Regions from separate parts of the Homo sapiens genome. Here region 1 is linked to region 2. Evidence: chromatin contacts called from ENCODE Hi-C or POLR2A ChIA-PET data. All regions are on one chromosome and are shown on one strand. Each heading gives the region's core, a stretch centred on a gene start or an enhancer-like site at or near the end of the contact. The rest is flanking DNA. Distances are from core to core; before and after follow the strand shown. Region 1 overlaps CARMIL1 (capping protein regulator and myosin 1 linker 1). Region 2 holds the start of H2BC12 (H2B clustered histone 12).

Evidence for each region. A loop is a pair of places that touch in the nucleus more often than their neighbours do. ChIA-PET counts read pairs that join two places held with the same protein, here RNA polymerase II (POLR2A). Pooled maps may share reads with other maps.
Region 1: a map of OCI-LY7 shows a loop between it and region 2 (12-fold over the local background). The contact joins the enhancer-like site here to the promoter of H2BC12 in region 2. A Hi-C loop is called at or near these places in 1 of 168 maps with a recorded cell type or tissue (OCI-LY7) and 1 of 50 pooled maps. POLR2A ChIA-PET finds 5 or more read pairs at or near these places in 1 of 52 experiments (OCI-LY7).

The regions. Positions count from the first base shown.
Region 1 is chr6:25,386,113-25,393,706 of GRCh38, reverse strand. All of the region lies in intron 2 of CARMIL1 (capping protein regulator and myosin 1 linker 1), which reads right to left. All of the region lies in intron 1 of LOC124901281 (a long non-coding RNA gene), which reads left to right. Among named protein-coding and RNA genes, the nearest start is that of CARMIL1, 110 kb to the right of the region's middle. Within about 2 kb of position 6,031, at least 2 of the 41 ENCODE cell types and tissues checked have a DNase peak (open chromatin) inside an H3K27ac peak, as active enhancers do; they include OCI-LY7, where a contact is called at or near this core.
Region 2 is chr6:27,142,654-27,149,705 of GRCh38, reverse strand. It overlaps H2BC12 (H2B clustered histone 12), which reads left to right and starts at 2,851. Exons shown (of 1, transcript NM_001312653.2): 1 at 2,851-3,345. The coding sequence starts at 2,908. The coding sequence ends at 3,288. It overlaps H2AC12 (H2A clustered histone 12), which reads right to left and starts at 2,600. Exons shown (of 1, transcript NM_080596.3): 1 at 2,144-2,600. The coding sequence starts at 2,577. The coding sequence ends at 2,191. It overlaps MIR3143 (microRNA 3143), which reads right to left and starts at 2,080; the gene lies at 2,018-2,080. RefSeq lists a silencer at 385-434 and enhancers at 2,214-2,463, 2,794-3,253, 2,508-3,424, 3,844-3,953.

The sequences.
Region 1 (7,594 bases), core at 4,782-7,281, 1.8 Mb after region 2:
AGAGCAGGTCTTGTTATGTTGCCAAAAATGGTCTCAAACTCCTGGCTTCAAGTGATCATCCCGCCTCAGCCTCCCAAAATGCTGGGAGTACAGGCATGAGCCACCATGCCCTACCTAAAAACTTAACCATGATTTTTTTTTTTTTTTTTTGAGATGGAGTTTCATTCTTGTTGCCCAGGCTGAAGTACAATGGCGTGATCTCGGCTCACTGCAAACTCTGCCTCCCAGATTCAAGCAATTCTCCTGCCTCAGCCTCCCAAGTAGCTGGGATTACAGGTGTGTGTCACCATGCCCAGCTAATTTTGTATTTTTAGTAGAGATGGGGTTTCTCCATGTTGGTCAGGCTCGTCTTGAACTCCCGACCTCAAGTGATCTGCCTGCCTCGACCTCCCAAAGTGCTGGGATTACAGGTGTGAGCCACCACGCCTGGCCTAACCATGATCTTTATAGAAATCTCACCTATAATTTTATTTATAAGTCTTACAACAATCCTATAAGGAAGCTACTCCAAGTATCATTGCTATTTCAGAAATTCAAAAACAAGAATAGAATGAAAGACCTACTGAGGATCATGCAATTCGTAAGTTATTGTGGAGATCTGAACAGAGTTCTACTGCATCCTTCCCACCGCCAGAATAATTAAATCACTCATTTCATGCCTCTCACCATGAAAGAAACCACTCTCTTCTTCAACACTGTGACCCTAGTGCCATAGTTAGTAACATATAACAGGCACACAAAGATTACTCAATGGATGGAATGAAGGGAGGGAAAAAAGGAGGGAGGAAGATCAGGAACACTGTTGTTTTTTTTTTCCCATCCACTAGACCTAAACTCTACCCAATCCAGTAATTATAAAGAGGGGTATTGCTTTTAATTAAATTTTATTAAAATGGCATAATAGTTTCTGATTATAAAAATAACACATTTATTACAGACAACTACATTTCCTCTTACCAAAGAAAACTAAATCAATATATTTCCTACACGTGGATACTGGTAGCCATTTTTTGCCTCAAGAAAGACTTATTCAGATTTTCCAAATGTATCTAGCATGACATCCATTCACATGAAAGGCGAAATGTTCAGTTACACAGATCTGAGCCATCCCCTGGAGTCAGTCCAGGAAGAAGCAAGCAGGGTGCTGAGCAGTTTGCAAACATGTCACATAAGGAAAAGCTGAAGGAAGTAGGTCTGCTTATCCTATAGGAGAAAAGACATAAGAATGACAGGAAAACAGACTTCAAATATTGGCAAGGCTGCATATGTCAGAGGGAATAAATGTTTTCCTCTGAGCCAACTGGGAACAATGTATAGAAATTATAGGAAGAAACATTTTTGCTTGATATAAAGAAAATTCCAAGATCAATTTGAAGTTGTGGAAAGAAGTGAACTCTTTTATAAGGCAGGTCTCTCACTATCAAAAACTTTGTCAGGAGTATTATACATACATACAAGGTTAAGCTAGATACCTTCAAAAGTCCTGTCCAACTGCAATAACCTGCAATTCTAGATCCCATATATATCTACGGTTTGTGTATCATATATACCAGGTTAGCAATGTATGTATGGCACAGGTGGCAAACTCTTACCATACCACATGTGATACACACACACACACACACACACACACACACACACACACACACACATGCATATACACACACATGCATACACACAAAAAAACAGCCTAAGATGAATTGCAGATATTTGTAAAACTAAAATTATGTAGTAATAACTAATTTCTAACTCTGTCATTGAGTTTCTCACAGTTTGGAAGAAGAATGTGGCATGCCAGGGACAATTTTTTAGTTCAAGTTGTAATACCCAAAACTGAAAGCCTGCGTGACATAAAAGAATAACTGCTAAACTAGTCCAAACACTTGGTTTGCACTGACTAGCCATGTGACCTTGGACAATCCACCATGCCTCTACAGATGTCAGTGTCCAGCAGAACTTGTATTGCTATGTTCACCACTAGCCATATGCAGTTTTTTTGAGCCCTGGCAATATGGTTAGTGCAACTAAGGAATCTGTAATTTAAATATTGTTTTAATTATATCTCACTGTCATTAATTTATTAAATTCAAACAGCCACATGTGGCTAGTGGCTATCACATTGAACAGTAACTACTGCTGACAAGGCCCCTGAAGAAGAAAGTCAAATTCCAGACCAACCTCAACCCATCATCTTCTGCAAGATCTCGATACCATCTAGACAACTGTGACAGAAGGAAAAGATAAAAAATCTGAGGCTCTATCTCAGAAGGTCCTTAGGGCTCCTGTCAGCTATTGTCTAGCCCATTCATTATCACCACCATATCCTAGGATAGACAGCCCAGTGCCCTTTTATCCTTAAGACTGTCCAGGTTGGGATCAACATCCAAGTATAGCAGTGTAATTATCAACGTTCCCTGGAAAGATGACATGTATAGAAAAATGTCCTATGGAAATGACCCCCACCCAGCCAGCTACCCTATTATAATGACATTAGTGGATTATTAGTGAAATATCTGTGAATAATTAGTGAACATTATTGAAAAATACTATTTCTTGTAGAGTACAAATAGCTATCTTTAAATTAGTTAACTATCTCTTATGAAGGAAACCATTCGGTTTATTTTAGCTTTCAAATCAAATCACGCAACCAACTTTAAAGTTTTTTCACAAGCTTGAAAACACACAAATATTAAAAGCCACAAAGTGGCTGGGCACAGTGGCTCACACCTGTAATTCCAGCACTTTGGGAGGCCAAGGCAGGTGGATCACTTGAGGTCAGCAGTTCAAGACCAGCCTGGCCAACATGGTGAAACCCCATCTCTACTAAAAGTACAAAAATTAGCCAGGCTGATTACAGGTGGTGGTGTTCACGCCTGTAATCCCAGCTACTGGGAAGGCTGAGGCAGGAGAATCACTTGAACCCAGGAGGCAGAGGTGACAATGAGCCGAGATCACACCTCTGCACTCCAGCCTGGGCTGACAGAGCGAGACTGTCGCAAAAAAAATAAAAATTTTTTAAAAGCCAAAAAGTGTGACTTTTTAAAGAGTTGCCTAGGTTGTTTTTAAAACATATATAAAAAATCTAGGCGGGATGCAGTGGCTCATGCTTGTAATCCCACCACTTTGGGAGGCTGAGGCAGGCAGATTGCTTGAGCCCAAAAGTTGGAGACCAGCCTGAGCAACATGACAAATCCCCATCTCTACAAAAAAATATAAAAATAGGCTCGCTTGTTGGCATGTGCCTGTAGTTGTAGCTACTTGGGAGGCTGAGGTGGGAGGATCACTTGAGCCCAAGAGGCAGAGGTTGCAATGAGCCAAGACTGTGCTGCTGTACTCCAACCTGGGTGACAGACTGAGACCCTGTCTCAAAAAAAAAAAAAAAAAAATATATATATATATATATATATATATATGTAAATATATATGTGTACCTATATATGTCTAGAAAAAATTATTTTTAAAAAATTACCAGGTAATGTCAATAATAGCCATATTCCAGAGGCTTAAGAGAAACTTGGCAACAAATTTACTAACATATATTAGCAAAATCAATCATTATAGCACCAAATAATGAGATCTCAAAATAGCACATGTGAAAGGGCAGTGAGCTGCCTAATCACAACTAATTTCAGGAAGAAGTTCATGGTGCATCTAGGAAAGCATTATTATTTTTGCAATACTTCACTTTTGCAATGTTTTAAAATCTGTTTGTTTTTTTAAACTAGGCAATTGCCACCAGAAAAATCTTAAACAGATGATTAGTTCATAATGTATAACAATAGAGTAAAATGCTTCCTAGCACATAGTTCAACACCAGTGGCTAGTCTCACACAGAAAATTTTCCTAGGCAGGAAACTCAGTGTCTCCTGATTCTTCATTCCTAAACTGTATTCTGCTGATATTGCATGCCCTCTTGTAATTATCATGAGTCCTACACATACAGAACAAGACAGACAAAATCTTCATTGCTGCGGCCCACACCAACATTAGCTTGCCTTACCCTGCTTAATTGGCTCTGATCACTGGGCAGAAACAACTCATTGCTTTTTCCTTTTCACATGCTGACTCAAGTATTCCTGGCATCATTAGTCATGTTTCATAGTGTCTAGAATAAAAACAAACTGACATCCAATTCCAGCAATTATTCCATTTTACACTTTGGAGAAAAGAAGTGATCGACACCTTCCAATCTGCCTAAAATCTCAAGCAGCTAACACTTTTGCAAAACAATTTGACTATGCCACATGCCTGTATCCCCAGCTTCTTGGGAGGCTGAGGCAGGAGGATAGCTTGAGTCCAGGAGTTCAAGGGCAGCCTGGGCAACACAGCAAGACCCCCCCAAATCTCAAAAAAGAAAACAATACAATATGACTAAAAGAAGATTTAAAGTTATGCAAAACATATAATAGACAGTGTCATAATTTTTAAACCAATGAGAAGCTGAAAGATTCTTTTGAAGTTTGCTTATAGACTCCAATTAAGAAATAGAAGTCCTCCTCATGTCTTCTCAATTAAAACCATTCCATTTTCTACTGGCAGAGCATCTGTGGATGAGACAAGCACAGTGCCAGGCACTTGGAAATGTTTGGTGAGTACTGAACGTAAAACATGGAAATGTGGGTTTCTCTAGTAGTGGAGGCAGGAAATCCCCATCAGTAAGGAGTAAAAGCTAATTCCCCTTAGGGCAGTCATTCCTACTTTCTTGGTAGTGCCTGTTAAGTAGAGGCCAGGTGTGGTGGCTCATGTCTGTAATCTCAGCACTTTTGGAGGCCGACACAGGAAGATCGCTTGAGGCCATGAATTCAAGACCAGCCTGGGCAACAAAAAGAAGCCTCCCTTTTTTGTTACAAAAAAATTGTAAAAATGTGCTGGGTGTGGTGGTCTGTGCCTATAGTCCCAGCTGCTACACTTTGAGAGGCTGGGGTGAAAGGATTGTTTGAGCCCAGGAGTTGCAGGCTGCAGTGAGCTATGATCATGCCATTGCACTCCAGCCTAGATGACAGAGCAACACCCTGTCTCTTAAAATAAAATAAAATAAAAAAAGGCCAGGTGCGGTGGCTTATGCCTGTAATCCCAGCACTTTGGGAGGCCAAGGCAGGTGGATCACAAGGTCAGGAGTTTGAGACCAGCCTGGCCAACATGGTGAAACCCCGTCTCTACTAAAAATACAGAAAAATTAGCCAGGCATGGTGGCGCCTGCCTGTAATCCCAGCTACTCAGGAGGCTGAGGCAGAATTGCTTGAACCCGGGAGGCGGAGGTTGCAGTGAGCTGAGATCGCTCCACTGCACTCCAGCCTGGGCGACAGAGCGAGACTTCATCTCAAACAAAACAAAACAAAAAAAGTAGAGAAATCCACATCTAAAAGACAAAACATAATAAAACTGTTGTGTGTGCTAAATACCTTCATTTCTATCACCTAATAGTAGCTATTTTAACTAAGGCAGACATCACCAAAAAAAATTAGCCTTTCAATACTCTCCAGCCTTTACTCTACTGTTGTAGAGAGAATAATGATGCCAAATCCAACATAACTTGACATCAAGAAACGCTTCTACATCAAATGAGTTTCAAAACATCCAGAACACCTGCAGACACATTGCAGGTGTAATGCTACAATAGTAACATGGTTCAACAAGGTCTGGAGGCCTCAAACAGTGAGGATTTTTACTTCTACTTGCCTATCTGCTCAAGATCTTTTTCTCTTTTTTTCTTATGAACTGTTTCTCTCATCGTTCTGTTCCTTCCTTTTCTTTCTTCCAACAGATACCCAAAATGACAGAGTCCATTTGCCAACTCACAGCTAGAGGCAAAGAAATCATTACCCACTCGGAAAAGGGGCCCATAGTTGCATCTGGTGATTATTCTCTATTTCATACGATGCTTTCCCTGAGGCCTCAGTCTTCTACTGAAAATATTTTAATTGTAATTATAAAGTCATGACCATCCACATGTATAGCTGGTTTGCTTCAATTAGAAGTCACTGCAACCAAAAAACAAAGCACTTTCAGTTCCTCACACTCATTGTGTTTAATGTTTCCATTGGTTGAATCTCATGAATGGCTCACTGAATTGAAGAAATGCCCCCAAGTAGGAATTCTAAATTCTGCATCTTCAAAAGATGGTCTTCAAAATCACAGAAAGAAAAGCTGCTGAATTGCAGAATATATACTGCTATTGAAAAGGTTATAAATCTTTTAACTTAAAGAAGGGTAGAATTCTTCACTTAGAAAATTCAGAACAACTTATGTTAATGTTTCATTTGTCTTGAACTAGAAACTGTGAGCATAGTGTTCAACAGATTCAGCTATTCACTTATTCATTGACTTTTATATCTCTGCATATGCTCTTCAGCCTATTATCTGGGGAACTATCAAAGAAAAGTTGTGGCCCAAATGCTGGATTTGCCTGTTCCTCAGTTCATAACAAGTATTTCTCAAATGTAGACCTATAACTATAAACACTTTTAACTTTCCTTGAACCAGAGCATTTAAAAATGCATATAGTCTGTACATTAAATGTGTTCTTAGTGAAGTAAAAGGTGACATCATAGAGTGTTATCTAGTCTGTTGTGATTTTTTTTTTTTTTTTTTTGGAGACAGAGTCTCACTCTGTCACCCAGGCTGGAGTGCAATGGTGCGATCTCGGCCTCGCAGGTTCAAACGATTCTCCCGCCTCAGGCTCCTAAGTAGCTGAGATTACAGGCACCGGCCATCATGCCTGGCTAATTTTTGTATTTTTGTGGAGATGGGGTTTCACCATGTTGTTGGCCAGGCTGGTCTTGAACTCCTGACCTCAGGTGATACGCCCACCTCAGCCTCCCAAAGTGCTAGGATTACAGGCATGAGCCACCACAGCCGGCCTCATGATGTCTTGTATTATCTAGTACTATCATGATTTTCACCTATTGCTTGTTACTTTCATGCAAATTCTAATTGACTTTCAAAGTAAAATCAATAAAAATGACCAGTGTTTATATGACATTTACTATGTGCTGGACCTTAGTCTTTGCTTATATTAACTCATTTAACCCTCCTGACAACCCTATGAAGTGGGTACAGTTATTTCTTCAACGTCCTGGGCGGTGTTCGTTTTCATTTTAAAGTTCCTACTCCTAAACCATACTAACAAAGTTCAAGTAGCAAGATATCAGATTACAAACAACAAGCCAGGCATGGTGGCTCAGGCCTGTAATCCCAGCACTTTGGGAGGCTGAGGTAGGTGGATCACTTGAGGTCAGCAGTTTCACCAACATGGTGAAACCCCATCTCTACTAAAAACACAAAAAGTTAGCCAGGTGTGGTGGCAGACACCTGTAATCCCAGCTACCTGGAAGGCTGAGGCAGGAGGATCACTTGAATCTGTGAGGTGGAGGTTGCAGTGAGCCAAGATTGAGCCTCTGCACTCCAGCCTGGGCGACAGAGCAAGATTCCGTCCTCACCACCCACCCCACACACACACAAAGATTATAAACAACAAAATTAATTCCATGTCCTTATATCATACCAAGGTAACTGCTTTGACACTGCAAATAACCAGTGTGATTGGTAAAATAATTAAATGTATTATTAAATGTATTAATTCTTGGGCTATTTG
Region 2 (7,052 bases), core at 1,602-4,101:
GGGAGGTGGAGGTTGCAGTGAGCCGAGATCAGGCCATTGCACTCCAGCCTGGGCAAGAAGAGCAAAACTTCATCTCAAAAAAAAAAAAAAGAAAAAGAAAAAAAGTCAAAGAGCAATACCAGCTATGCACTTATGCATGCTAAAGTCAGTCTCACAGATACTATCATAGACCTTACTTAACATTGATATTTATATTCATGTTAATATATGTCATAGACATGGAAATACACTGCCCAGATCCTCCTTCAAGGAAGGGCTTGCAGCCCAACTGCAGAGAGCACAGTTAGCAGATAGACACCAGCTGTTAGCTTCCTCAGTGTTTGCCTCAGCTGCAGAGCTCCTCCCCACTCAAGGCTGCATCCTTCCCCGGGCAGTCCTCATTCAGTGACCCACAGAGGAGTTAAAAAGGGTGGTCTAGAGCCCCTTTGGCCCAATGTGGGGGCAACTTGACAGGCATACTGGCTCCAGAGCTCTCCACTGGGTTGGTTGAGCATTTGTCTGGCCTGTATCATAGTTTGACATTTTCCTTTGCCCAATCCTATTTCCTTCACCCCTTCACAGATATTGAGCCCTAATAAACATTTTGCATCCCAAACTCCATCTCAGCATCTGTTTATCGAGAACTCATATGTCACTACATTATAATTTCTCGTTCTGCATCTCTTGCATTTCTTTTTCAATTGGGCTTCTGCATGCAAAGACTGGGAGTAGCAAACAAATCTATGTGTATTGAATTACAAACTATGTCCTCTTAAATCTTTGTGAAATACATAAAGTTAATACTATTTTTTGGTGTCTTTTTTAAGTGGCTTGAATTCCGTAGAGAAAAAATAAAGATGTATACATGTAATATTTCAATTAATATATATCCTATCCCCATAGGCATAGAGAGCGTAATGGGGCCCTCCATTTTAGAGAGGAGATAAACAAAGATGACCTCTTTATAGGTGTTACTTGATCAGAGACCTACATAGATTGAAAAAAAGTGAGAAAGGTAGTTATCAGGGGAAGAGGGAATTTAAAGTGCAAAGGCCTTAAGACAGAAAATGTGTTTGGCATTTTGTGGGAATAGCCAGAAAGCCTTGAGGCTATGAAGTAAAAGCAGGCCAAGTAATATCAAGAGGGGGTGGGGCGGAGGAAGGAAACTCATAGGGCTTCCTAGGGTAGGTAAATTAATGTGGACAAGCAATCAAAAGCAATAGCAATCCCGATCTAATAAATTTGATAATACAAATTAGCTAGACAGAAAAAGCTATGTTGTATCCTAAGCTACTACAAGAGTGCATTAATACACCTGCTCCAAAGAAATGGGACTAAGGATTTACAAATATGGGATTCAGGAAATTCTGCATCCCATATTCTCCTTCCATCGGAATCAAATTCTAATGCAAATGAGTCACTAGACTTTCATCACCTGGGTAAAGTTACTCTTAAGAGTTAGACCACTTAAGAATCAGGCTGCCCTTTCTTGCTTTTCAAGAATACTTAGAATTGCAAAATTTGCCTTTAAAGAATGGCAAGTATATCCCATTTTTATGGCTGTTTGACAACACTATTAATGTAATAGAATTATTACACTGGAGGCCGGGCGCTGTGGCTCACGCCTGTAATCCCAGCACTTTGGGAGGCCGAGGCGGGCGGATCACCTGAGGTCAGGAGTTCGAGACCAGCCTGGCCACCATGGTGGAACCCCGTCTCCACTAAAAATACAAAAAAACTAGCCGGTCGTGGTGGTGTGTGCCTGTAATCCCAGCTATTCGGGAGGCCGAGACAGGAGAATCGCTTGAACCTGGGAGGTGGAGGTTGCAGTGAGCCGAGATCGCGCCGCGCCACTGCACTCCAGCCTGTTGGAGACTCCATCTCAAAAAAAAAAAAAAAAAAAAAAAAACCACTGGAATTAGTAAATAGATTTCAGGGATTTGTACGTTTGATTTCACTTATTACCCCTGCTGAATAAGCTTCTCCGGAGTATCCTACAACAACTTTTGGGTCTTCATTGCTTTCCAGTGGGTTAATTTAGAAACATTGTAAAGAGTTGCTCCAGCCCAACCGCGAAAGAAGCGCTTTACAATGTTATCTAGCGAAGCAAACATGAAGTGAAACAAACATGACTGTGTCCAGCTTTCTCTAAGACAGTGTAGAATGGCTCTGAAAAGAGCCTTTGTTTTCCAGTTTTCACAACCTCGCTCCTTATTTGGCCTTATGGTGGCTCTCAGTCTTCTTAGGCAGCAGCACGGCCTGGATATTGGGCAAGACACCACCCTGCGCGATGGTGACTTTGCCCAGCAGCTTGTTGAGCTCCTCGTCGTTGCGGATGGCCAGTTGGAGGTGACGCGGGATGATACGGGTCTTCTTGTTGTCGCGGGCCGCATTGCCAGCCAGCTCCAGGATCTCAGCGGTCAGGTACTCCAGCACCGCAGCCAGGTACACTGGCGCGCCGGCTCCAACCCGCTCGGCATAATTACCCTTGCGGAGCAGGCGGTGCACTCGGCCCACGGGGAACTGAAGCCCAGCCCGAGAAGAGCGGGTCTTGGCCTTGGCGCGAGCTTTACCGCCTTGCTTGCCACGTCCAGACATACTGGTCACAACTTACTGAAAGTAGCCAACGAGGAAAGGCAGCGCCTTTTATAAACACTATTGGGCGCGAAAAAGAAGATATGTCATTGGTTAGGGTTGTAGCTTAGTTTTAACCAATGGAAGTACGTCTTTTGGATTTGCAGATTGGGTTGATTGGGTATAACTAACCTCTGACGTCACCCTAATAACCACCAATCAGATACAGGACTTTCACTCTTCACCTTATTTGCATGAGAGGTCCTATATAAAAACGACTCCTGGTACCTTGCTCCCATTACTTCCCGTTTTCTCGATCTGCTGCTCGTCTCAGGCTCGTAGTTCGCCTTCAACATGCCGGAACCAGCGAAGTCCGCTCCCGCGCCCAAGAAGGGCTCGAAGAAAGCCGTGACTAAGGCGCAGAAGAAGGACGGCAAGAAGCGCAAGCGCAGCCGCAAGGAGAGCTACTCCGTATACGTGTACAAGGTGCTGAAGCAGGTCCACCCCGACACCGGCATCTCCTCTAAGGCCATGGGAATCATGAACTCCTTCGTCAACGACATCTTCGAACGCATCGCGGGTGAGGCTTCCCGCCTGGCGCATTACAACAAGCGCTCGACCATCACCTCCAGGGAGATCCAGACGGCCGTGCGCCTGCTGCTGCCCGGGGAGTTGGCCAAGCACGCCGTGTCCGAGGGCACCAAGGCCGTCACCAAGTACACCAGCGCTAAGTAAACTTGCCAAGTAAGCGTCTTAAAGCCCAACCCCAAAGGCTCTTTTAAGAGCCACTTAAATTATCGATATTAGAGCTGTAAACACGTGTTCCTAATCCAGGCTTAAATTCGGGCGATCTTTTTAAAGGGATTATCATGATCTTATCACACTGAGTAATGCATGCAGTGCTTGTAATCGAGTCTGGCTAAGGAGAAGCCACATACACTTTGTTAGTACTGAGTGAGGAATATGGCGCCTAAAAAATTAGGGATGTGCAGGAAACTTGTGTTAACAGAAAGTGCTTCCTGGCTCTTGGCGCGAAAATGGATACTTCCGTTGTGTCGAGTGCTGTGACTTCCTGTTAGAACTTGTTGAAAGCCTATTGTGTCACGTGTACTTTCCACCATGTAATGGCGTTCTAACGTGAGTTTATATATTAGTAAATTTGGTTCCCGATGGCGTTCCAGTACGTATGGCTTTCGCTCGAGCAGTTACCTTATTTAACCTCTTCTAGGCTGTACCCAGCTCTGCCTTGCTTTGCTTCCCCCTCACCCCCTGATTCCATCTCTGCAGCCCACGGGACATCGGGAAGATGCCAGACCACCAGGCAGGATAGTCTGCAAGGGTAAGGGGAGGAGCACAGCTTTTCTCAGGAGTGAAGAAACGGAACATGAAATCATCACGGAGATTTTTGGAATAGTTTACTAGTTTTTAAGGCATGTTCAGCGTCAATTGGTCCAATCAGTAATTTTTCCTTTTGACAAGAAAGCTTATAGAAAAGGAAAATGAAAAGCAAGTAGATTCAGAGGGGAGACAACAGACAGACTAGAGACAGTCCGCCCCGAAGCAAGAAGTTGGAGTAGAGGAGAAGGGAACTTCCCCAGCAGCACAGGGTTTGAGCTAAGTGTTAGGTGGTGGGTTAGAATTAGGTGGTGGGTTTTATTGTGTGATTAGAGGCTAGAATGACTATGCCGGTGATGAGCAGTGTGAAACTTTTTTGGAAGAACCAAGTGAAAGAAAGAGTCCACGAATTTTAAGCTAGGTTGTTACCTGGCTAAATTTGTGATTTAGAAATGTAGGCCAGTTTCACAGGGGAATTTTGTGTGTGTGTGTGTGTGTGTGTGTGTGTGTGTGTGTGTGTGTATTTAACATATTTGGCCACGCATTGTTCTAGTCTTTGGGGATATTGCCCGCCCTTAGGCATTTGGAGATTAGCAGGGTCATATTGAAAAACTTCATACATGCAAAGCATATGTTCACTGTTGATCCAAGTCTTATTTATCCTACCAGTAATTTTGGGGTTACATTAATATTCTAAGAAATGTATCAACAAATAATTATATTTATTGTTTACCTATATAGGAGGCACTGATCTATATCTATACCTATATAGGAGGGCAGATCACTTGAAGTCAGGAATTCAAAACCAGCATGGCTAACATAGTGTGAAACCCCGTCTCTACTAACAGTACAAAAATTAGGGGGGGCGTGGTAGCATGTGCCCGTAGTCCCAGCTACTCGGGAGGCTGAGGCAGAATTGCTGGAAGCCAGGAGGCAAAGGTTGCAGTGAGCCTAGATCACCTCACTGCACTCCAGCCTGGGCAACAGAGCAAAACTCCGTCGCAAATAAAATTAAAAAATAAACTAAAATACACTATGCCAATGAATTCTACCTTCAGGTATACCTGACTACTTTTTATAGACTAAAATTTTTACTCTGGAGCTATCTGCTGTTATTACCTTTAGACTTACAAACTATTTTTGCAAATGGACATATCATCTTGATTTTATACAATTTACTTTCAGTCCTTTTTGCTCTTTTTACAAAATTCTGGAAGTGCATTTGTGTTTTAATAGAAATACTGGGTGGAAGTGGCCATAACTTTCTCCTGCTTTCACCCTCACCCCTTTTCTCCCTTCAAAATGATCTCATTTTATTTCTCTTGATAGCACAGATTCCGCCCCCCCCCCCCCCCCCAGACAGAGTCTCACTCTGTTGCCCAGGCTGGAGTGCAACGGCGAGATCTTGGCTCACTGCAACCTCCGCCTCCCAGGTTCAAGCGATTATCTTGCCTCAGTTTCCCGAATGACTGGTATTACAAGTGCCTGCCACCATGCCCAGCTAATTTTTGTATTTTTAGTAGAGATGGGGTTTCAACATGTTGGCCAGGCTGGTCTGGAACTCCCGACCTTGGGCGATCCACCTGCCTCGGCCTCCTAAAGTGCTAGGATTACAGGTGTGAGCCACCACGCCCGGCTGATAGCACAGAATTTAACAGCTTGAAGGAATCAAAAAGTTCAGATCACTGTTATTTTACAAATAGCTAAATGGATGCAAAGCTTACTTTGCTCAAATCATTAGACTCAGAACAAGATTCCATTATGCTCTTGTTTGTTTCCATTATACCATATATCTCTTTGTCATCTATTTTCTCATTAGCCACGTGTATTAATTTGACTTAATTTGGAGCAAAAATAGGGCTCTTTTAACTTATTTATTTGTATATTTCATAATCTCTTTTAAATTGTTAAAAAGTTGAATGTGCTAAATTGTCTCCTGTCTCATAAATTTTTTTTTTTTTTTTTTTTTTTAAAGAGTAGTTCAGTGCTTTGCAATAATTGCTGTGTGATTCTGGACCACAGCAATTCAATCTAGCAATTGTTACAGCCTGCTGAAGAACGCTTGCACAGAATAATTGCCTGCTTCAGATTCTCCCATCCTTTGGGAAACTGAGAGTAGCTCTGGGATTGAAAAGTGGAGGTTTATTTAACTGTGGTTAGGGACTTGGCAATCATATGTTTGGTCTCTGCTGTTATCTAGTATCTTTAAGTCTAGAAGTTGGAAGTAAAGAGGTCAGTGGACCTAAGAAAATGGCATGGCTTTCTACCCTAGATGAGCTGGAAAAACTTAGTAATTCTTCAAGTGCTTAATACAAAGGAGCAAATCTCACAACTCAATGCCTATGAATTGTAATATATCATGTCACTACTTTCTTGATATTACCTGAGGTATAAGTACAGTTGGGAGAAGACCTTATCTCTATCTTCAGGAATATAAGTGAAGGAAAGGAAATTTTTTTCTTTTTTTTGAGACAGTCTTACTCTGTCGCCAAGGCTGGAGTGCAGTGGCACTGTGTCAGCTCACTGCAACCTCTGTCTCCTTTGTTCAAGCAATTATCCTGCCTCAGCCTCCTGAGTAGCTGGGATTACAGGTGCCCACCACCATGCCTGGCTAGTTTTTATATTTTTAGTAGAGATGGGATTTCACCATGTTGGCCAGGCTGGTCCTGAACTCCTGACTTAAGGTGATCCACCTGCCTTGGCCTCCCAAAGTGCTGGCGTGAACCGGGCCAGTGAGCCACCGCACTGGGCCTGGGAAATTTGTTCATTTGCTTTATCCTACTTTCTCATTCTTTATTGAACTAGGATTTTTTTGTCTTTATTGTATGTGTCTGAAAGCCAGTTTGTTACTCTTAAGACACTACTCAAATAGAAATATAATGTGGCCACGTGCGATGGCTCATGCCTGTAATCCCAGCACTTTGGGAGGCCGAGGTGGGTGGATCACAAGATCAGGAGTTTGAGACCTGCCTGGCCAGTATGGTGAAACCCCGTCTCTGCTAAAAATACAAAAATTAGTTGGGCATGGTTTCACATGAGTGTAGTCCCAGCTGCTTGGGAGGCTGAGGCAGGAGAATGGCTTGAACCCGGGAGGCTGAGGTTGCAGTGAGCCAAAATTGTGCCACTGCACTCGAACCTGGGCGACAGAGCGAGACTGTCTCAAA